2 separate regions of the Homo sapiens genome follow, and region 1 is linked to region 2. A link is a loop called in an ENCODE intact Hi-C map of the cell type or tissue named here. Cell type or tissue: OCI-LY7. All regions are shown on one strand. Links, peaks and the distances in the headings refer to the core of each region. The heading gives the core; the rest is flanking DNA.

Evidence for each region. A loop is a pair of places that touch in the nucleus more often than their neighbours do. Peaks named below come from ENCODE experiments on the same cell type or tissue, not always from the same donor. Only the 100,000 strongest peaks of a DNase experiment are listed, where the experiment ranks them.
Region 1: it touches region 2 in a loop (7-fold over the local background); 11 of 110 quality-filtered maps call a loop at or near these places.

What each region holds. Positions count from the first base shown.
Region 1 is chr18:8,876,231-8,888,580 of GRCh38, reverse strand. No RefSeq gene overlaps it. Among named protein-coding and RNA genes, the nearest start is that of GACAT2, 170 kb to the right of the region's middle. In OCI-LY7, for the core only: a CTCF peak has its summit at 5,866 (motif pointing left); a DNase peak (open chromatin) is centred at 5,820.
Region 2 is chr18:8,976,398-8,988,747 of GRCh38, reverse strand. No RefSeq gene overlaps it. Among named protein-coding and RNA genes, the nearest start is that of NDUFV2, 120 kb to the left of the region's middle. RefSeq lists an enhancer at 11,109-11,640. In OCI-LY7, for the core only: CTCF peaks have their summits at 5,881, 6,086 and 9,477; DNase peaks (open chromatin) are centred at 6,097, 6,686, 9,264 and 10,147; H3K4me3 peaks cover 591 bases; H3K27ac peaks cover 1,748 bases.

The DNA.
Region 1 (12,350 bases), core at 1,816-9,815, 100 kb after region 2:
CACAAAGATACTCCTCGAGAAGAGCAACTCCAAGACACATAATTGTCAGATTCACCAAAGTTGAAATGAAGGAAAAAATGTTAAGGGCAGCCAGAGAGAAAGGTCGGGTTACCCACAAAGGGAAGCCCATCAGACTAACAGGGAATCTCTCAGCAGAAACTCTATGAGTCAGAAGAGAGTGGGGGCCAATATTCAACATTCTTAAAGAAAAGAATTTTCAACCCAGAATTTCATATCCAGCCAAACTAAGCTTCATAAGTGAAGGAGAAATAAAATGCTTTACAGACAAACAAATGCTGAGAGATTTTGTCACCACTAGGCCTGCCTTACAAGAGCTCCTGAAGGAATCACTAAACATGGAAAGGAACAACTGGTACCAGCCACTGCAAAAACATGCCAAATTGTAAAGACCATCAATGCTAGGAAGAAACTGCAGCAACTAACAAGCAAAATAACCAGCTAACATCATAATGACAGGATCAAATTCACACATAACAATATTAACCTTAAATGTAAATGGGCTAAATTCTCCAATTAAAAGACACAGACTGGCAAATTGGATAACGAGTCAAGACCCATCAGTGTGCTGTATTCAGGAGACCCATCTCACATGCAGAGACACGTATAGGCTCAAAATAAAGGGATGGAGGAAGATCTACCAACCAAATGGAAAACAAAGGCAGGGGTTGCAATTCTAGTCTCTGATAAAACAGACTTTAAACCAACAAAAATCAAAAGAGACAAAGAAGGCCATTACATAATGATAAAGGGATCAATTCAACAAGAAGAGCTAACTATCCTAAATATATATGCACCCAATACAGGAGCACCCAGATTCATAAAGCAAGTCCTTAGAGACTGACAAAGTGACTTAGACTCTCACACAATAATAATGGGAGACTTTAACACCCCACTGTCAACATTACACAGATCAACGAGACAGAAAGTTAACAAGGATATCCAGGAATTGAACTCAGCTCTGCACCAAGTGGACCTAATAGACATCTACAGAACTCTCCACCCCAAATCAACAGAATATACATTCTTCTCAACACCACATCACACTTATTCTAAAATTGACCACATAGTTGGAAGTAAAGCACTCCTCAGCAAATGTAAAAGAACGGAAGTTATAACAAACTGCCTCTCAGACCACAGTGCAATCAAACTAGAACTCAGGATTAAGAAACTCAATCAAAACCACTCAACTACATGGAAACTGAACAACCTGCTCCTGAATGACTACTGGGTACATAACGAAATGAAGGCAGGAAAAAAGATGTTCTTTGAAACCAATGAGAACAAAGACACAACATACCAGAATCTCTGGGGCACATTTAAAGCAGTGTGTAGATGGAAATTTATAGTACTGAATGCCCACAAGAGAAAGTATGAAAGATCTAAAATTGACACCCTAACATCACAATTAAAAGAACTAGAGAAGCAAGAGCAAACACATTCAAAAGCTAGCAGAAGGCAAGAAATAACTAAGATCAGAGCAGAACTGAAGGAAATAGAGACACAAAAAACCTTCAAAAAATCAATGAATCCAGGAGCTGGTTTTTTGAAAAGATCAACAAAATTGATAGGCCTCTAGCTTGCTAATGGCCTAATAAAGAAGAAAAGAGAGAAGAATCAAATAGATGCAATAAAAAATGATAAAGGGGATATCACCACCGATCTCACAGAAATACTAACTACCATCAGAGAATGCTATAAACACCTATACGCAAATAAACTAGAAAATCTAGAAGAAATGGATAAATTCCTTGACACATACACCCTCCCAAGACTAAACCAGGAAGAAGTTGAATCCCTGAATAGACCAATAAAAGGTTCTAAAATTGAGGCAATAATTAATAGCCTATCAACCAAAAAAAGTCCAAGACCAGGCGGATTCAAAGCTGAATTCTACCAGAGATACAAGGAGGAGCTGGTACCATTCCTTCTGAAACTATTTCAATCAACAGGAAAAGAGGGAATCCTCCCTAATTCTTTTTATGAGGTCAACGTCATCCTGATACCAAAGCCTGGCAGAGACACAACAAAAAAAGAGAATTTTAGACCAATATCCCTGACGAACATCGATACAAAAATCCTCAATAAAATACTGGCAAACTGAATCCAGCAGCACATCATAAAGCTTATCCACCATGATCAAGTTGGCTTCATCCCTGGGATGCAAGGCTGGTTCAACATACACAAATCAATAAACGTAATCCATCATATAAACAGAACCAAAGACAAAAACCACATGATTATCTCAATAGATGCAGAAAAGGCTTTTGACAAATTTCAACAGCTCTTCAGGCTAAAAACTCTCAATAAACTAGGTATTCATGGGACTTATCTCAAAATAATGAGAGCTATTTATGACAAACCCACAGCCAATATCATACTGAATGGGCAAAAACTGGAAGTGCTCCCTTTGAAAACTGGCACAAGACAGGGATGCCCTCTCTCACCACTCCTATTCGACATAGTGTTGGAAGTTCTGGCCAGGGCAATCAGGCAAGAGAAAGAAAGAAAGGGTATTCAATTAGGAAAAGAGAAAGTCAAATTGTCCCTGTTTGCAGATGACATGATTGTATATTTAGAAAACCCCATCATCTCAGTCCAAGATCTCCTTAAGCTGATAAGCAACTTCAGCAAAGTCTCAGGATACAAAATCAATGTGCAAAAATCACAAGCATTCCTGTACACCAATAACAGACAAACAGAGAGTCAAATCATGAGTGAAGTCCCATTCACAATTGCTTCAAAGAGAATAAAATACCTAGGAATCCAACTTACAAGGGATGTGAAGGACCTCTTCAAGGAGAACAACAAACTACTGCTCAACAAAATAAAAGAGGGCACAAACAAATGGAAGAACATTCCATGCTCACAGATAGGAAGAATCAATATTGTGAAAATGGCCATACTGCCCAAGGTGATTTATAGATTCAATGACATCCCCATCAAGCTACCAATGACTTTCTTCACAGAATTGGAAAAAACTACTTTAAAGTTCATATGGAACCAAAAAAGAGCTCACATTACCAAGTCAGTCCTAAGCCAAAAGAACAAAGCTGGAGGCATCATGCTACCTGATTTCAAACTATACTACAAGGCTACAGTAACCAAAACAGCATGGTACTGGTACCAAAACAGCATGGTACTGGTACCAAAATAGAGATATTGACAAATGGAACAGAATAGAGCCCTTGAAAATAATACCACACATCTACAACCATCTGGACTTTGACATACGTGACAAAAACAAGAAATGGGGAAAGGATTCCCTATTTAATACATGGTGCTGGGAAAGCTGGCTAGCCATATGTAGAAAGCTGAAACTGGATCCCTTCCTTACACCTTATACAAAAATTAATTCAAGATGGATTAAAGACTTAAATGTTAGACCTAAAACCATAAAAACCCTAGAAGAAAACCTAGGCAATACCATTCAGGACATAGGCATGGATAAGGACTTCATGACTAAAACACCAAAAGCAATGGCAACAAAAGCCAAAATTGACAAATGGGATCTAATTAAACTAAAGAGCTTCTGCACAGCAAAAGAAACTACCTTCAGAGTGAACAGGCAACCTACAGAATGGGAGAAAATTTTTACAATCTACCCATCTGACAAAGGGCGAATATCCAGAATCTACAAAGAATTTAAACAAATTTACAAGAAAAAAACAAACAACCCCATCAACAAGTGGGTGAAGGATATGAACAGACACTTCTCAAAAGAAGACATTTATGCAGCCAAGAGACACATGAAAAAATGTTCCTCATCACTGGCCATCAGAGAAATGCAAATCAAAACCACTGTGAGATACCATCACATACCAGTTCAAATGGCGATCATTAAAAAGTCCAGAAACAACAGGTGCTGGAGAGGATGTGGAGAAATAGGAACACTTTTACACTGTTGGTGGGACTGTAAACTAGTTCAACCATTGTGGAAGACAGTGTGGCAATTCCTCAAGGATCTAGAATTAGAAATACCATTTGACCCAGCCATCCCATTACTGGATATATACCCAAAGGATTATAAATCATGCTGCTATAAAGACACATGCACACGTATGTTTATTGCGGCACTATTCACAGTAGCAAAGACTTGAACCAACCCAAATGTCCAACAACGATAGACTGGATTAAGAAAATGTGGCACATATACACCATGGAATACTATGCAGCCATAAAAAAGGATGAGTTCATGTCCTTTGTAGGGACATGGATGAAGCTGGAAACCATCATTCTGAGCAAACTATTGCAAGGACAGAAAACCAAACACCGCATGTTCTCACTCATAGGTGGGATTTGAACAATGAGAACACTTGGACGCAGGGTGGGGAATGTCATACACCAGGGCCTATCGTGGAGTGGGGGGAGGGGGGAGGGATAGCATTAAGAGATATACCTAATGTAAATGACGAGTTAACAGGTAAAGCACACAAACATGGCACATGTATACATATGTAACAAACCTGCACGTTGTGCACACATGCCCTAGAACTTAAAGTATAATGATGATGATAATAATAATAATAAAGAAGATATGCATCAGGCTTCATGTGTCAAAATGCCTGCCTTATCCTATCTTTCCATCTTATTTATTTATTTTTTGAGATGAAGTTTCACTCTTATCGCCCAGGCTGGAGTGCAAAGGCACGATCTCGGCTCACTGCAACCTCTGCCTTCCAGGTTCAAGCAATTCCCTGCCTCAGTCTCCTGAGTAGCTGGGATTACAGGCATGCACCACCATGCCTGGCTAATTTTGTATTTTTAGTAGAGATGGGGTTTTGCCATGTTGGTCAGGCTGGTCTCAAACTCCTGACCTCAAGTGATCTGCCTGCCTTGGCCTCCCAAGGTGCTGGGATTACAGGTGTGAGCCACTGTGTCCAGCCCATCTTATTTAATTTTTATACCTCCTTTGGGAAGCCAAGGTGAAAGAATCACTTGAGGCCAGGAGTTTGAGACCAGCCTGGGTGAAATAGTAAGACCCTGTCTCTACAAAAAAAAAAAAATGAGAAAATTAGCCGGGTGTGTAGCCTGTAGTCCCAGCTACTCAAGAGGCTGAAGCACAAGGATCACTTGAGCCCAGGAGTTCAAGGCTGTGGTAAGCTATGATCAAGCAACTGAACTCCAGCCTGGATGACACAGCAAGCCTTTGTCTCTAAAAAAATAAAAAATAAATAAAAAATTTTATATACATTAAGATTTAAAGGCCATGAAAGTTGTTCTTCAATAGAAAACTACGTTAGTGTTAGATATAAGTTCTAATTTTCTCTTCAAAGAATCAGCATGTCAGTATGTTTAATTCTTTGCCTTCTACTTTTAAACTTAACTTCCTCGTAAAGCAACTTTTTTCGATTACTTACTCCACCCTGACTCATTCTGATTATCTACTCCACTCTGACTCATTCCAATCACCTGCTCCACTCTAACTTATTCAGATTACCTGCTACCTGCTCCGCCCTGACTCGTTCTTCACCCTGCTTAACCATTTTTTCCTGCCAAAACACCCACCCCCTCACCCTCTTTAAATTAGCCAATCGGAATTATTTTAGCCTGTGCAGTCTAACCCTAGCCAATAGGGGAACGACACAGCAGCAGGTGCCACGTGCGTCAGGGATAAGAACCTCTTCCCCTCCCTTGTCCAAGTGTGTGCTCACCATTGCTCCATCTATAAGGGTGCACCCTTCTATAGAAGTAACTTGCCTCGCTGAGAATTAAAATTTTATATTTGAGTGCTATTTCTTTTGTGGCATTGAAACTTTATATATAACAATTTGGGGGCTCGCCCATGATTGCATTCCCCTCTTGGGATGGTCTCTGGTTCTGTCTCGTGAGGAGGCGCGCCCCGCCCCCTTGTGGCAGCCTCAGGGGTGAGAAATGATTCCTCAGTATGGGAATAACCCAAGCTCTCAGCAACATGGAAAAAAAAATAAAGGCAAGAACTTTCCAGTGGGGAAATTGAGCCTTATCCCAAAAGGCAAGAAATTTCCAGTGAGGAAATTGAGCCTCACCCCAAAACACAAGAAATTTCCAGTGGGGAAATTGAGCCTCACCCCAAAACACAAGAAATTTCCAGTGGGGAAACTGAGCCTCACCCCAAAAGGTGAGAAATTTCCAGTAGGGGAAATTGAACCTTGAACCTTACCCCAAAACCATCAAGATGGGAAATACACCAAGCAAGAGAGGGAGCAAGGAGGATAAAGATGGTAACAAAGATATCACTCTGGATAGCCCCCTAGGTCTCATGCTAAAACACTGGAAGGCTAATGAAAGGACTAAACATAGGAAAAAGCAACAAATGATAAAATATTGCTGTTTTCTTTGGACTCAGGGACCCATCCTCAAACCCTCAATCTTCTGGCCGAAGTTTAGGTCGAATGAGGATGCAATGTGTCAGTTTCTAATCTGATATGTTAATGATAGAAGTCCAGTGTCTCAAGAAGAACTAGGCTATGGAGGCAAGGACCTGCCCTCCTTTTTCCCTTAAAAACAAATAGGGAAGAACCCAATCTGGCACCTCAAAATGAAAAGTCAGAGGAGCCAGCTCTCATGCCTAAAAATTCCAGCACATGGGATCCCCTAGACTATCTTCCCCCATTCAGTGTCCCCAATTTTTCCCCTCAGACAGCCACTGCTGCCTCAGATCCCATTCCAAATTCCTCCTCTACTCACATTATCCCTCCTCCTTATAACCCTGACTCTTGGGAATTACCATCCCATCAGCCTGTTCTCTCCCAACCTAAATACCCCTCTCTAAAAGGACTCCAGCATGAGGTAGAACAATGTAAAAAAGATATTCAGGATTTCCCATTTCCCTTGGTACCTAAGAGGTCAGCCCCAGTGCTCTTCGCTTTGAAAGAGGTACCACAAGGAGGGGGTGGCCATTGGCTTTGTAAATACTCCCCTAACCAGTTCAGAAGTCCAGAATTTTTTTTAAAAAGGAGCTTAAACTGCTACTAGGTGACCCTTACGGTGTGGCAGACCAAATTGAGCAATTCTTAGGACCTCAGTTGTAAACTTGGGTTGAGTTAATGTCCATCTTGGGTGTCCTCTTTTTAGGGGAAGAAAGAGTAGCTCCACTACTGCAGGTCCTTCCCCTAGGGGAAAGGGAAGGAGAGAGGAGAACAGCAGCATAAGCAGCTGGCAGAGGCAGGGAAAGAACAGTAGAGAGGAAAGAGAGAAAGAGAGGGGAAAGAGAAAGAGAGAGCAGAAAGAAAGAGAGAGACAGAAAGAGAGGCGGAGAGAGAGGAAGAGACAGAAAGACAAAGAGGGAGTCAAAGAGAGAGATAGGCAGAGAGAGAGAGGAAGAGACAGAGAGACAAAGAGGGGGTCAAAGAAAGAGAAAGAGACAGAAAGTCAAAGAGAGAAAGAGAGAAGTAGTAAAGAGAAAACAGTGTAACCTATTCCTTTAAAAGCCAGGGTAAATTTAAAACCTGTAATTGATAATTGAAGGTCTTCTCCATGAGCTTATAACACCCCAATACTACCTTGTTGTCAGTATAAACAAGGGCATAGCCGGAAAGCACTGAGGCCTTCCTATCAAAAATCATTAACCCAGTAACTTGTGGATGGCCCAAATGCATTTAATCTGTAGCTGCAACTGCTTTGCTAGCAGAAGAAAGTAGAAAAATAGCTTTTAGAGGAAACCTCATTGTGAGCACAACTCCCCAGTTCAGAACCATCCTAAGTCAAAAAAAAAAAAAAAAAAAAAGCAAAAATGTAGCTTACTAACTCAAAAATCTTGAAGTATGGGACTATTCTGTTAGAAAAAGATGATTTAACATTAGCCACTGATAATTCCCTTAACCCAGCAGGTTTCCTAACAGGGGATCTAAATCTTAATTAATTACCATACAAAGGTCTGACCAGACCTAGGAGGAACTCCCTTTAGGACAGTTCCCGGGAGGACAGATGGTTCCTCCCGGGTGGGTGACTGAGGGAAAAAGACACAATAGGTATTCAGTAATTGATAGGGAAACTCTTGTAAAAGCAGAGTTAGGAAAATTGCCTGATAATTGGTCTACTCCAAGGTTTGAGCTGTTTCCACTCAGCCAAGCCTTAAAGTACTTACAGAACCAGGAAAGAACCATCTATACCAATTCTAAATTTGGACTAAACAAAGTCTTATTAACAGCAAAGGATAATTGAAATCCAAAACTTACAAGGTTTTCAACAAAAGTAAAGTTTGCTCAAAGTTAACAGTGTAACATGTATTATCCTAACTTCAAATCTTATGGCCTTAGGCAGTCTAGTCCACAGACAGGAAGGAAGTTCGCTTTGGAAAAGAATGGTTATCATCTTTAGGGGGAAAAAAGTGGGGGTGTGGGGTGGGGGGGAGAATTTATGTAAAAATAATGTTATATGGTAAATTCTTATCCTAAAATAAATTAACTGGTTGTTTAAAGAAAAGGATGTTTGCAACAAGTCACAAAGTTGAGGCGTGTCAAAGAATTGTCTGTGAAAATCATGAAAAAAAAAGTTATAAAGGGAATTTATGCAAGAAATGTTGTAGAATTTAAAAGTAATTAGGCCTCCTCAATGTAAAAATATTGAAGAAGTAGTTTATGTGCAAGGTGAATAAGGTAAGTAAAATATACCTTTGGTAAAAGGATTATAAGGAGGCATAAGAATGTGGATTTTTACCTACATTAAAAACTTTAAAAAAATATTTTGTTTTAAAGGTTTTAGCAAGTTTTGAAACATTAATTGTAAAGGAAATTCTGTGTGTAAACATATTGGTTAAAGTTAAAGAGGTATCATCCAGTTTTTCTGTGAACTGGACATTAAAATAAAAGCTCAACAGGTTTTTCTTAAAGCACTAACCCGCTCTTTAACAGAAATTATAAAAGGTTAAAGAGTCTATAAAAATCTTACCTTATGGTCAGACATTAAAAAGTGAATAAATATGTCTACAAAGTTTTATTAAAACTAAGTTTAACATTAATAACACACTAATATAAAGGTGAAATATAGCTTATCTGGTATGAAAACCATACAGGAAGCATTGTCAAATATAAAATATAAAATTGTCAAATATAAAAATGTTTGGCTTTCTTTGGTCTAAAAACCAATAAAAAGAGGTGCTAACGGAAATTTCTCAGTAAGAAGGCACCAAGGACTATAAAGTCCACTGCTGATGTCCCTACAATTAAAACAAAAGGTCAATTTCTTAGAAATTATATACTTGGTGTATCTTCCACTTTCCTTTCCTTCAAAACTAAAAGTCTTTTAGCACAGGTACCACCCCTAGAATTTCCGGTAAACCAGCACCAGCCTGAAGAACATGTTTTCATCAAAGAGTGGAAAGAAGAAAAACTCGAGCCAGCCTGAGAAGGACCATATCTTGTGCTGCTAACCACTGACACTGCTGTTCATACAGCAAAAAAGGGATGGACTCATAACACCTGAGTCAAGAAAGCGCCACCGCCTCCAGAGTTGTGGGCCATAGCCCCAGGGGAAAACCCTACCAAATTAAAGCTAAGAACAATTTAATTCTCTTTCATTTATTCTGTTACTCTTTCTTCTTTCCTCACTCTATTGTTGACCACCTAGTTATTAACATAACCAAGTCAATTTCACCTCAAACTATTGCATTTAATACTTGCCTTGTTATACCCTGTGGGGACTTGTCAAGTCAAAGACAGCTCTCTCCTTCAGAAAAGTACCTCTGTCCCTCCTGACTCTCTTCAGACTGGGCATTAGTAAACTAGGACCATTTAATCTGGGGAGATATCGATAAAGACCCCAGTGTCAACCAGGAGTCTTGCCCCCGGATGTAGTGCTTTTATGCCATAGTTGGTCCAACATTCTGTGGGCCACTAAAGAGCAAGGATGGACTGCCCCAACTGGTTTTTGTAATTTCCTAAAACCATACCTTCATTTTACTGGAAGATCATAGAAGTTAAAGACTTAAAACAAACTTTGGCAATTAAGGCAGATACCAAGATGCAAACGCCTGGTTGGAATGGATTAAATATTCCATCCACACGTTAAACAAAAGCAATTGTTATTATGCTTGTGCACACGGCAGGCCAGAGGAACAGACTGTCCCCTTTCCTCTAAGGTGGTCCTTAGAGGCATGGGCTGCATGGTGGCTCTTTTCCAGGATTCTACAGCCTGGAGTAATAAGTCATGCCAAGCTCTCTCTCTGCTATATCCCGGAGTCCGGCACCCTGCGGGTCAGCCCCTGAGGGCCATCCAGCTTCCATCTCCCAACACTAAGTTCACTTTGTGTCTCTCATGACAGGGGGAAAACTTAGCATTCCTTGGAGACCTGAAGGGATGCAGTGAGCGTAAGGATTTTCAAGAGCTTATCAATCAGTCAGCCCTTGTTCATCCCCGAGCAGATGTGTGGTGGTATTGTGGTGGACTTTTAGTGGACACTCTGCCAAATAACTGGGGTGACACTTGTGCTTTAGTCCAATTGGCTGTCCCTTTCACCCTGGCATTTCATCAACCAGAGGAAGGAAAAATGAAGCATCGTAAAGCTAGAGAAGCCCCTTATGGGTCTTTCCACTCTCACGTCTATTTAGACACAATTAGAGTCCCATGGGGAATACCAGATCAATTTAAAGCCCAAAATCAAATAGCTGCAGGATTTGAGTCAATATTTCAGTGGGTGACAATTAATAAAAATGTAGATTGAATAAACCAAATCTACTACAACCAACAGCGATTTATTAACTACACTAGAGATGCTGTTAAAGAAATAGCTGTAAAATTAGGTGCTACTAGCCAGAGGGCGTGCGAAAATAGGATAGCCTTAGACATGATATCAGCAGAAAGAGGAGGAGTTTGCATCACGGTTAAAACTCAATGTTGCACCTTCATCCCAAACAACACCGCCCCTAATGGAAGTATAACAAAAGCATTGCAAGGTCTGACTGCTCTATCCAATGAGTTAGCCAGCAACTCAGGGGTAAATGACCCCTTTACAGGATGGCTAGAAAAGTAGTTTGGTAAATGGAAAGGAATAATAGCCTCAATTCTTATTTCTCTCGCAGCTGTAATAGGTGTACTTATTCTTGTCGGGTGCTGTGTCATGCTGTGCATCCGTAAGTTGGCACAGAGGCTCATAGAAATGGCACTTACTAAAACCTCCCTTAACTATCCTTCACCTTATCCAAAGAAGCTTCTTCTTTTGGAAAATCAAGCAGAACAAATAAGCCAAGACATGTTAAAAAAAAGTCTGATGACAAAAATCTGTAAGGAAATGCAAGAGGAAGGATTGTTAGATATAAGTTCTAAATTTCTCTTCAAAGAACCAATATGTCAGTATGTTCAATTATTTGCCTTCTACTTTTAAACTTAACTTCCTCATAAAGCAACCTTTTTCGATTACCTACTCCACCCTGACTCATTCTGATTACCTACTCCATCCTGACTTATTCTGATTACCTGCTACCTGCTCTGCTCTGACTCATTCTTCACCCTGCATAACCATTTTTTTCCCGCCAAAGCAGTCACCATCACTCTCTTTAAATTAGCCAATCAGAACTAGGTTAGCCTGTGCGGTCTATCCCTAGCCAATAGGGGAACAATACAGCAGCAGGGGCCACGTGCATCAGGGATGAGAACCCCTTCCCCTCCCTAGTCCAAGTGTGCATTCACCATTGCTCCATCTGTAAGGGCGCACCCTTCCACAGAAGTAACTTGCCTTGCTGAGAACTAAAAGAAAATTTTATATTTGAGTGCTATTTCTTTTGTGGCACTGAAACTTTATATATAACGTTAGTCTTATTTACGTATGCATATATTTATTTTTAGCAGACATTCATTCACTGCCAAACACCTACTATAAGTCAGGCAGCATGTGTTGGAGACAAAGAGGTAGTAAGACAGATGGGACTTCAGGCTTCCCAAAGCTTGGATCAATTTGGGTAAATTAATGGGGACTAGGCATTTAGGAAACAACCCCTATTGTATTTTATGGGAAGAACTGAGTTGGTAGTGTTATAAATAAAATTTCGGTGCCACAAAAGAAATTGCACTCGAATATAACATCTTCTTTTTAATTCTCAGCAAGGCAAGTTACTTCTGTAGATGGGTGCACGCTTACAGACGGAGCAATGGTGAGTGCACACTTGGACAAAGGAGGGAAAGGGGTTCTTATCCCTGATGTACATGGCCCCTGCTGCTGTGTCATTCCCCTATTGGCTAGGGTTAGACTGCACAGGCTAAACTAATTCCAAGTGGCTAATTTAAAGACAGTGATGGGGTGAGTGCTTTGGTGGGAAAAATGGTTATGACAGAGCAGGTAATCGGAATGAGTCAGGGTGGAGCAGGTAATGGAAAAAGGTTGCTTTACGAGGAAGTTAAGTTTAAAAGTAGAAGGC
Region 2 (12,350 bases), core at 2,274-10,273:
AAAGGGCTCTCAAAGGAGTAACAATCCCCTTCTTTTGTGCTGAGGAGGCTTAACGGTGCCAATCCTTAGTGGTACCAATTTTCAAAAACTTCTCTTTAAATGTAATAGGCCTTGGAATCAACTGCTAAAGAAAGCCACTAATTAAAAAAAAGGTAGGGCACACAGGCTTCCATTGTGGGAAGGACTATCCAAGTCTCATGGTCTAAAGGTACCCACCTGTAAGTGGGCAAACTACATTCAGGGGAAGTCTGGACAGACTTGCTCGGAGAGGGCATTTCTCCCCAAGGTGGCTAGGTGGCGATAGAAGCACGCTAAAGCAGCGACGATGTACCAATCCTGAGTCGGCCCTGCAGCTCTCAGGCTCCTGGTAGCAGGCATCCCCCACCCCACACACAGCCCACCAGCACCCCACATATCCCCACCGCCTTCCTCTCCTCTCATCCTGCCTTTCTGTCTTCAAATATTTCCTGAAAGACTAATATATCTCAGGCAAATACATGCACTAAGATGCAGAAATGTATGAAAAATTCTATAGAAATACCAAGCTTTACATTTAATATGAATGTTACGTTGTCACGTTTGAGAAATGCATATCTGTTAAGAAGTCTCATTAACACCCTAAAAGATCCCCTTAAAGCTTTTACCTACCAAACGCTGTTCAAAGTTGTTGGGACTATACTTGGTTTAAGAAAACACAACAAAACGTTTAACAGTAAGTATGGAAAGAGGACAGCTTTGCCAAAACACAGTCTTGAGTTCAACTCCTAGCTGCAATACCAACAGCAGTATGACCTCAGACAAGCTATCTGATCTCTCTGAGCCTCAGATTCTACAACTATAAAAGGTGATAGATCATTGCACGTATACGGATATGACATTTAGTAGGTGCCTGACAGACTGGAGTTTCTTGCACTGTGCTCTCTAGAGTAGGAAAAGCTCAGCATGTTGCTACCTGGGTAGAGAAAAGAGGGAAGTGTCTGAGCCAATGAGTAGAGACACTCTCTCTGCAGGCTCACCTGGGGAGAAACTGAGGGACTAAATGCACACAGCTCTGCACACATCAAACATCAGTTAAGCACCCCGAGCACTTGAAACTTTGGGGGAAAAGATAAAGGTAGTCTAAAATGTGCTTATTACCAAGCAAGAAGAGTTCAATCCAAGATTTTTCTTGAGTGCTTAATCTGGGTGAGGCCCAGGCCAGGCAAGAGAAGGATTATCACAAGCTGAGTGGGAAACTGTCCAGGTGGCGAAGCTTTGTGAGCAATGGTGTGATGCCTGGGCAAAGACAGAGTGGGGGCAGAGAGAGAGGAAATAGAATCGAGTCAGGAGAACTGTTCCCTTGTGTGCATGCCGTTATTAGTCATTTTTGTCAGCTGGTTTCTGGGTAATTGATGGCACAGGCTCAGAGTTGGTTGACGTGCACCGAGGGGGCACTCCTAGGGGAATCTGGGTCTGGATTGAGCCGCAGTGAATTTGACATGTAGTAAAGTACTCAGGAAATGCAGGTGCTCCAGAAGACCTCAGAAAGGGTTCATTTTAAGATTGTGAAGTTTGCTGTTAGAACAGAGCTGTGATGTGTAAGAATAAACTTGGACTTGTCCAGAGAGGGTTATTTCTCCCCAAGGTGGGCTCAGGACGCTTTGCTTGAGGGAAGGTCCAGTGTCACTATCTGTCACCCATGGGACTTTAGACAGGTAACTCATGACTTATAAAGCAGGGCTTGTGGTGGACAGAGTCCTAGGCCTTTCACCTGGTATACACGCCCTGGATAACCGCCTGCCGTGAGGGTGATGGGACCTGTGAATATGGTGGGACATCACAGCCATGATTATCTTTCATTGTATGGCCAAGGTGAAGGGATTCTGCCATTAGAGTATCCAATGAGTTGGTTCTGAGTTAATGAAGGGGAGGTTATCCTGGGTGGACCTGGCCTAGTCAGGTGAGTCTTTGAAAGAGGGTCCAGAAGTCACAGACAAATGGGAGTCAGGAATATTCTCCTGATGGCACTTATTTATTTATTTATTTAGAGATGGGGTCTCACTATGTTGCCCAGGCTGCTCTCAAACTCCTGATCTCAAACGACCCTTCTCCCTCAGCCTCCCAAAGTACTAGGACTGAAGAAGCAAACTGCCTTGCTGTGGAGAAAACCACACAGCAGAGAATGATAGGCAGCCTCTAGGAGCTTAGAGCAGCCCCAGCTGACAACCAGCAAGAAAGCAGGAACCTCAGTCCTATACCCGTCGGGAACGTTGGCTGCCATTGTAGCGGGGGCAAGCCATCTCTGGAGCCAGCCACTAGTGGGCTTGGACGAAGACTTCAGTGACATGAGATGAGATGAGATTACAGCCCAGCTGACACCTTGCTGGTGTCTCAGCCTTAAGAGACACTGAGCAAGGGACCCAGCTGAGCCATGCTGGACTCCTTGACCCATGGAAACCGTGAGATAATAAACGGGTCCTGTTTTAAGCCACCAGGTTTGTGATGATTTGTTACATAGCAATAGAAGGCTAAGACAGGACCTGTACTGCCTACTTTGCAGAGTTGTTTGAAGATTAGGAAAAAAGTATGTAAAGTACCTGGCACGTAGAAGACTACTAATAAATGGTAGCTTTAAGTCACGCAGTCCATAATGATCCAATTCCTTTTTTAGAGGGAATGTAAATTTCTTCCTTTTTTTTCTTTCTCGAGACAGAGTCTTGCACTGTCGCCCAGGCTGGAGTGCAGTGGCGTGATCATGGCTCACTGCAGCCTTTACCTCCCTGGCTCAAGTGATCCTCCCATCTCAGCTTCCCGAGTAGCTGGGACCACAGCATGCACTGCCATGCCTGGCTAATTTATGTATTTTCAGTAGAGACGAGGTTTCTCCATGTTGCTCAGGCTGGTCTTGAACTCCTGGGCTCAAGCAATCCTCCCATTTTGGTCTCCCAAAGTGCTGGGATTACAGGTGTGAGCTACCGCACATGGCCAAATCTTTTCTTTTCAGAATGAATCTTGTGAAATGCTGAGAATTGTTGAGAGGACTGAATGAGATCATATGTCTAACATGCTCTAGTGTGGAGTCTAGCACACAGTCAACAGTAGGTAAATAGTAATGATGAGGATGATGTTTGTAGTGGTTTTTATCCTGGTAAAAATGAGGCATGTATTGTAATAGACGTAGATCTTTTTTTTCCCCCTTAAAACCACTTTTGCCTTGCTTTACAAGTAGCATCTCTTGCAGAAGTTCCAGAGACTGTTACAGAATTATCCACTGTCTGAATAGAAATGAACCTTGGATATAATCTGGCCTAACTTCGCTTTTCAAATGAAAAAACAGTGAGTCTGAAGTCAGCTTGTTTGATGCCACAAAACAAATTAATAGCAGAATCAGGATTAGAATTTAGGTATCTTGATGTCAAGGCCACTTCTGCAGAACCATATACAGTTGTCCCCTGGTATCTGTGGGGGATTGGTTCCAGGGTGCCTGAGGATAACAAAATCCCTATGTAAAATAGCACAGTATTTGCCTGTAACCTATACAATTCTTTAGTGTACTTAAATCAAAATCATCTCTAGATTACTTACAATACCAAATACAATGTAAATGCTATGTAAATAGTTGTAGGCCGGGCACGGTGGCTCATGCCTGTAATCCCACCACTTTGGGAGGCTGAGGCGGGTGGATCACGAGGTCAGGAGATCGAGACCATCCTGGCTAACACGGTGAAACCCCGTCTCTACTAAAAAAAAAATACAAAAAATTAGCCGGGCATGGTGGCGGGCGCCTGTAGTCCCAGCTACTCAGGTGGCTGAGGCAGGAGAATGGCGTGTACCCGGGAGGTGGAGCTTGCAGTGAGCCGAGATCATGCTACTGCACTCCAGCCTGGGTGACAGAGCGAGACTCCGTCTCAAAAAAAAAAAAAAAAAAAAAAAAAAGTTGTTGTATTGTTTAGGGGAAAACGATAAGGAAAAAAGTCTATATATCACAACCATCTATTTTTTTAGAATATTTTTGATGCACCGTTGGTTGAATCTACAGATGTGGAATGCAGTTCTGGAAAGCCAATTGTATTTATTTCTCTTCCGAAATGTTTTCTCTATTTAAGACTCAGTGCCATCTCAACTCATAAAGTATCAGCATTCCCTTGTAAAACTCACCCTGCACACAATTTATCAGTCATGAACATTTTTTTCCAGCTACCTCTCTTGAAGTATTTATTATTGAGAGTAATTCATTCCATTAATGTTGATTGAGAGCCGACTTTGTGCTACATTTGGAATCAATCTTGTTAAACTGCAGCCCCAAATCACTCCAAAATTAGATACCAAATTTATTGCAAGCCCTTGGGCCACAACGACCCTATAAAGGAGGTCTGCTGTGACTAGTATTTTTACAGATGAGGAAATTGAGACATAAGGAGATTCAGGGGCTTGCCTGGGCTGGTCCAACAACTAAGAAGACATGGAGTTGGGATTTGTACACGGAGCTGACTAGCTGCCACTTTCAGCTTCTTTCCACTTTTAATTAGACTGCTTCCCAGAAGCTGATTAGGCTAAAATTTTATAATAATAAGGAGGACAGGTCTAGACTCCCCTCCCTTCAGGCCCATCACTAGTAGCTCTACTGGATCTGGACTCATGTTGCCTCCTTGGTCCTAAGGGCCAACAGCACAAAAGCTCACAGCACTAAAGATGCGTGATGAAGGAGCTGAACTTTGCCTTCAAGAAAATGTCTTTCTTTGGGGCTTATCCTCTTGTTGGGAGAAGTCTCAGTATCTGCTTCTTCCCCTTCCCCTTGCAGCTTTGTTTTTATTTTTTATTTTATTTTTTAGAGAGAAGATCTTGCTCTGTCACCCCGGCTGAAGTGCAGTGGTGTGAACATAGCTCACTGCAGCCTAGAACTCTTGGGCTCAAGTGATCCTCCTGCCTCAGCCTCCCAAATAGCTGGGACTACAGGTGTTTGCCACCACGCTGGCTAAATTTTTTTTTTTTGTAGAGACAGGGACTTGCTACATTGCCCAGGCTGGTCTTAAACTCCTGGCCTCAAGTGATCCTCCTGCCTTGGCCTCTCAAAGTGTTGGGATTACAGGTGTGAGACACCACACTGGCCTCCCTTGCAGAATTTAAGAGAGAAATCTGAACTCCCCCTGTCATTGGTTGCTTTGGTTGAAGCTCCTTGAGATTGTCTGAGATTGTCTCCACAGTGGTCCTAGCTGCCATCTCAGCCTCTCTCTCAATTAGATATTGAAATACTTCCCCAGAGTTTTTAGCTCCCTTCTAACCAGAATTCTCCTTTTTCCTTGGCAGGCATCTCAGAAACTGTCAGGCAGCAGCTGGAGTCTCTGCAATGGTCTCCCCACCCCTCAGGAATAACCCTGCCTCTCTGCAGATGGCCTCTCAGACCTGCCTTCACAGGAGGGAGGCCTACGTTAGGTAACCATGCCCTAGCTTCAAGGTGGGGTTAAGCTTCAGGGTTCAGGTGTCTGTAGTGAGAGCAGGAAACAAGTGCCAAGGGAAATGCCACTGAAGAATGGAGGGGAATCTTCCAGCCCCAGGGGCTCATAGACCACTCCCTCCTGCCATAGGCACTGTCCTCTGAACGCGGCTCCCAGGGGAAGGGCCCTTCCTGTGAGTCCTGGGTTTATGGACCTGGACAAGTAGGAACAGGAGCAGAGCAAGCCTGAGAATGATTGAAATGCTGCCGTTCTGTCCAGCAGAGCAGAAAACTTGCGCTTGGGGAACTGAACTTTGAGAAATGCAAAGTGCCTGGGTGTTCCAGGATGAGCACATTGGAGCTTAGGTCCCTTCGTTCCTGGTAGTGGGAGAAAGCAGCAGATGGTTCAGCCTGGAGGCAAAGAAAGAGCCCAACAATTACGGGGAAGCTCAAGGTCAGCACAGGGTTAAGGCCAGAATCTAACCACAGATGCATATGATTTCAGCTTTCCACATGCATTTGTGTTGAAAGTAACTGTTGGAAAATTGTAGTCTGCTCATTCCAATAGTTCTTTTAAAACCATCCACATGTTGTTCTTAGTAAAGTCTGTGTCTGAAAACCCCTGTAAGGCTCATCACGCTGAAATGCCACCAAGTACGTCCGTAGGCTGAATTGTACATAGCATGTGAGGGCGCTGTTGCCATCTGTAAAACACAACATTCATTTTAAAATGTCACTTGTCGATCACATCAGTACACTCCGGCCTGGGCAACAGAGTGAGACTCTGACTCAAAAGAAAAAAAAATGTCACTTGACAATAAGGATTTTTAAAATGAATGATACAGGCACTGTTAATGAGACCTATGAAGTTTTCTAATGTTACAATGGCATCTCATACTTGAAAAGGTGGGGAACCGTTGCCTTAAAGATCTAGCTGAGGCCGGGCGCAGTGGCTCATGCCTGTAATCCAGCACTTTGGGAAGTCAAGGTAAGTGGATTACTTGAGATCAGGAGTTCGAGACCAGCCTGACCAACATGGCGAAACCCCGTCTCTACTAAAAATACAAAAATTAGCCAGGTTTGCTGGTGGGCACCTGTAATCCCAGCTACTCAGGAGGCTGAGGCAGGAGAATCGTTTGAACCCAGGAGATGGTAGTTGCAGTGGGCTGAGATCACACCACTGCACTACAGTCTGGACGACAGAATGAGACTCTGTCTCAAAACAGAAACAAAAACAAGTCTAGCTGAGGAGGTTCCTGGAACCAGGTAGAACTGCCACTCAGCCACCTTCATCATTAAGCTACTGTACAGACAAGGGAAGCTACCCTTTGAGTCTGCATCTGTTTATCATGTTCCCTAGTACCTGGTACTGCCCCAGGAGAGGTTTCTCATGGGGCACCTGATATATCTGGTCCCCCTCCCAGGCCTAGGAATTACCAAGGCAAACTATAAAAAACATAATTTTTTTAGACTGGATTTATAAGATTTATTATACAAGCACATAGAAAGTCCTCTATGGTACTTATGAGAAGCAAACAGCCAGTAAAAAGCAACAAAAGCCACATTAACAGTGAGCCTAAGTAGCTATTGGAACAAAAATCAATGCTAGCCTGCCTGGGTGCGGTGGCTCACGCCTGTAATCCCAGCACTTTTGGAGGCTGAGGCAGGCGGATCACTTGAGGCCAGGGGTTCGAGACCACCCTGGCTAACATGGTGAAACCCCGTCTCTACTACAAATACAAAAATTAACCAGGTGTGGCGGTGCATGCCTGTAATCCCAGCTACTCGAGAGGCTGAGGCACAAGAATCGCTTGAACCCGGGTGGCAGAGGTTACAGTGAGCCGAATCGCACCAACTGCACTCCAGTCTGGGTGACAGAGTGAGACTCTGTCTCAAAAAACAAAAACAAAGTAATGCTAGCCTGAATTGATGGGGGTATGAGGGGGTTCTGTAAGGCATAAACTGGTCTGGGCAAGAGATAGTTGGGGCCACTGATGAATTGTTTGCTTTCTACTACTGCCGACGAAGCATGGATGATTAGTTCCTTATTATTTCTGCTCCTAGGCTGTCTCCAAGGCAAGCTGTTTCTCCTACTCTCTGTACAGTCCATGAGACTAAGCAGGCACTTGACCTTAACTGAGGTTCCCTCAGTTCTGTCCTGTTCCTTTTAGTCTGGGTCCATTGGGTAGACGTGGCCTGTTCAAACAAACCATTAATGAGCACATCTCCGGCAGGGCATTTGGAAATAAAGTCAGAAAGCCAGCGAATGGTTTGGCCTTTTCTTCCCATCTTTCCATCCCCTGCTGGGATTCACCTCCTCCTCTTGCCCTGGGGCCTCCTGTGCTCTTTCTTCTTCTCAGCCTGGTTTTACCCTCCTCCAACCGCTGTTGTTGCAAGTAAATGAACTGGAGTGGAATCTTTGTTTTCTATCTCAAGGGTATTTGCTTTGAAAACCTTTTCTCTTGCTGTGGATCAAAATATCCTTTGCTCCTTGTTAAAGTAGATTTAGGCTCAGTGGCTCTGGTGGAAGAGGTTGTTTAAACTCCGTAAACCACACAATTACCAACTTTCTTTTTCTCTGTGTACAGTGGTCCAATGGACAAAACTCGGGTGAGTAACAGTGACGGTGGTGACTCTGTGGGTGTTCATCTGAATCAGGTGCTGTACTGAGCACTTTGTCCCATTATGGCTGTGGCCCTGAGGCGGGTATTCATTTCCTATTATGGAAAAGGAAAGGAGGCCTAGTGAGGTTAAGTATCGTGCTCGAGATGACTCCAGAATTGAAAATTCCAACTGTCCCACCCTGAACTTCTAATTCCCTTCAGGTGATCCTCTTCTTTTCTGAGTAGCATTGATCACGTCTCCTTTCTTCTTTAACTTCCTTGTTGATTAGTTTATTGCATGCAGTCAGTCTCTCTGCCTCTTCCATGTTCCCCAGCGAGAATCCACCTGCTCTACAGGGGCAGGGATTTTTGTCGGCTCACTGGGGTATCTCAAAGGCATAGATTACACACACAGTAGGCACTGAACAAACATTTGTTAAATGAATAAACAAAAGTAGCCAAGGTAAGATTTTGCACTTTAGCACCAACTTAGATAAAATAAGTAAAAATAACCTAAAATAATCAAAAGGGTCAGAATCTAGTTTTGAGCACAGAGTTTGAGGACAGCCACTCATGAAGCACAGATTCCAAAGAATGGGAGTGAGTGTTCCAAAGTATAGAAGTTTGGGATCATTTATATGGTCAAAGTTTAGGGAAGCTTAATAGAATTTCACTATCTTTCTATGTAAGGCTTATTGCATAGTTACAATAATCCGATTTGGCAAGGTAATTTTTTTTTCTTTTTGGGAAAGGTATATTTAACATTCCACAGTGCAGATGTAATAGTCAGGGGTCTTTTGCACCACTTGGTCTGAGTTGGGTACAAGATAATAAAGGTGGCAGTTAATCTATAATGAAGAACAGTGATTAGAAGCAGGGGAGGTCTGGTCTCTGTTCTCTCTTAGTCATTTACAGAACAAGAACAATGAAGAAGAGAGTTCCTCTATAATCTAAGAAACAGAAATTGCAAGCACATACTATGTGACTCAGGTCACAGTCGTATCTCTCTCAAAGCTTAAAGTTTTTTAAAAGCTTTTACATTTTATTTATTTTCAAAGCTGTCACCAAAAGCCCTCAAAGCCCTCAATTTTTCTTTTCTTTCTCTCTCTCTCTTTCTTTCTTTTTTTAAAGAAAGAAAGATATTCAATTTACTTCTTCTGTATCCTGTCAGAAAATAGTGTTTGGAGATTCTATGCAGTTGAAGCAACCCATGTGGCCTTCCTCTGAATGAAGTCACCAAGCAGCTTTGGATTTCCTTCCACCCACCTTACATGGAGGTGTTTTCCATTGCTTATGGCCACAGATAACCATACTCATTACAAGAGTTAAGCTTGGCCAGCAAGGTGGCTCATACCTGTAATCCCAGTGCTTTGGGAGTCCCAGGCAGGGTGATCGCTTGAGCCCAGGAGTTCAAGATCATCCTGGGCAACGTGGCAAAACCCATAGACAAGAAGAGTTGAGCTTCTTGAGTGTCACTGTGGAATGCGTTGGTGCCACCTAGGGAATCACATTGTAATTTTCAAGACCCACTTATGGGCATTTCTCCTTTTTAGCACTGGATTTTTCCACACTGCCACTGGCTTTATGTATGCTTCTGCTCCCAGTCCCAGTCACGTTTGTAAACAATCTCTCACCTCTTCTCCAGACCTCCCTGCCAACTGCCTTCCAAAATGAACCTGACTCTGTGGTTTGAACACATTTATCTGCCTGCACGTCCTGTGCTATTTTTCTGTCTGCGCCTTCTATAGGGTTGTTCTAGAATTATTTTTCTCTGTATGTGGGAGTCTATGTCTGCTTCAATGCTGTCTTACATAATTATTCCCTCTAGTCATAGAGTTCTCTACTCATATAGTTAGCTTCAAAAAAATTCCACATATAGTCTCCCATACAACTCTCCCACCGCCCATGGGGTTGGGCAGGTCAGGTACAATTATTGAGCTATTTTACAAATGATAGCCTGAGATGCAGGAGAGTTAAGTGTATTTCCTAAGGTAACAATGCGAGGAAGAGGCAGAACGGGGGCCAGAACTCAGTTCTGCAGAGGCCAGGCTCCAGGCCCTTCCCACTACACTGCTGCAGCTCCTCATGGCCCCTCGGCCATGCTCCTTGTGCAGTGGCATGCACCGTCAGGTGCTTAGTAAATGCTTTGCAAAGCAGGTGTTTCCTGAAGCTGAAGTAATGGTCCATGTGAACGGTATAAAAACAATCAAGCTAAGGAACAAAAATATGATCCAAGGCAATCAGAGAGGCTTAAGGGCATCATGTGAGATGTAAGGAATAAATAGATAGTAGATCAGGTGGAGAGCAGATCATTCTGATGGTGAAAGGACAGGGACGGGTTGAGTGAGGCAAAAAAGCCTTACACGGGAAGAGTGATTTTCACTTTCAAATAAATTATCTCCTTTATTCCTCAGACCAAACTTGTGAGTAGATGTTAGCAGAGTCTCTGTTTAATTTATAAAGATTTTGCATATCTTTATACATTTTTATAAAGAGTTTAGTACTTTTTTCTCCCTCCAACACCACTCAACTAATTAGAAAGGCCCGTATTCAAAGCAGCCCCTCTGACTCTAAAGGCTGAATACTTTCACTCTAGGGCAGGACATAGATTGTTTTGTCCCCCAAGAATGCTAAGTAAGCCTGGGTCCTCATGTTAGATCTGTGTTGTTCTTCTATAGCAAAAATGGCTATCTTCTTGGTTTCTCCTTTTTTACAGTAGGTTCTAGAGGGGCTGGAGGGACTTGGTAGTACACATTACAGATATGAGTTCAAATCTCTGCTCTGCCACTAACCAGCTGTGGCAGCCGTGAGAATTCAAGGAAGTTATTTCCTTTCTCTGTGCCTCAGTTTTGTCACCTGTAAAATGGGGATAATCATGTGTCCAACACACAGTATTATTTGCAAGCCAAAAGTAAAATTCTAAGTGCCCCCCAACCAAATGAATGGACCCCTCCTCTTGGCCAAAGGCTTTCTAAAGTAAACCTGAAACAGGCCATGATGAGAAGGGGGGTCAGACACTCCTCATTACACCTTCTTCCCTTTGGAATTCAGGCATAGCTGACCAACAGCATTAACATTAACAGAGACATTGAGACTGCCAAAACAGACTCTTTGTAGCAATAAGATACCAACATGACAGATAGTAGGCCCTGATAGAAATCAAAGTATTTTACCCCAAAATACATTTCTTTGACATATTTTGAAATGGCCTTGCAAAGCTGTCTCTGGGGAAAATCTACATTCAGTAGAGGATCTCTTTCCCTTTCTAAGTCTTTTTCCTGACCCAGGAGAGAATTCACTAAGAGTCCAGCACCTTTTTAAGGCTGACAATAAACATTTACAACCTACTCCCTCTGAAGCCTGCTACCTGGAGGCTTCATCTACATAACAAGAACCTTGGTTTCCACAACACTTCTCTTAACCCAGACCCTCCCTTCTGTTGATTACAGGTCTTTAGATAAACTCAACCAATTGCCAATAAGAAAATAAGGAATCTACCTAAGACCTGGATGCCCCCACCTTTGAGTTGTCCCACCTTTTTGGGTTGAACCAATGTACATCTTACATATATTGATTGATATCTTATACCTCCCTAAAATGTGTAAAACCAAGCAGTTGGCCACACCCGGCCACCTTGGGCACATGTTCTCAGGATCTCCTGAGGATCAAATGAGATGTATATAAAGTGCTCAGCACAGAGTTTAACATCTAGAAAACCAACAATGAATATCCACTGTTGTCATTGTGTTGTATAATAAAGAATGTGTCTAGTTTTTGTTTTAGGTTCCGGGAACATGGCGTCTGAATCCGAGTGATAAGAGTATCTGTTATTCATGGTGGGCCCTTGGACCACAGCAGAGTTTATGCTAACAAGGTGACTCAGGATGGGGCCAGTCTTGTGGAAAAGCCAGTCCTGTGATTAGAGAGTTGGGGCTTTGAGTCACTTAATACAGGCCCAACCTCCTGACCCCTGGAGAGGGATGCTAGAGATGGAGTTCTATAACATGGTCAATGATTCAGTCAGTCACACCTACCAAATGAAACCCATTCAAAGCTCCAGACACCTGATGATCCCCCTGGGTGTTGGTAAACACATCAGTGTGCCAGGAGGGTAATGTGCTCTGATGCTGTGGGAAGAGGGCATGGCAGCTGTGCATTCAGGACCCTCCAGACCTCATCCTGGGCATCTATTTATATGCTGGTCCTGACTCGTATCCTTTATAATAAAACTGTAATCCTAAGTACAGCACTTTGAGTCATTCTAGTGAATTATTGAAACTGAAGGAGTCATGCAAACCCCGAATTTGTGGCCAGTTGGTCAGAAGTGCAGGTAG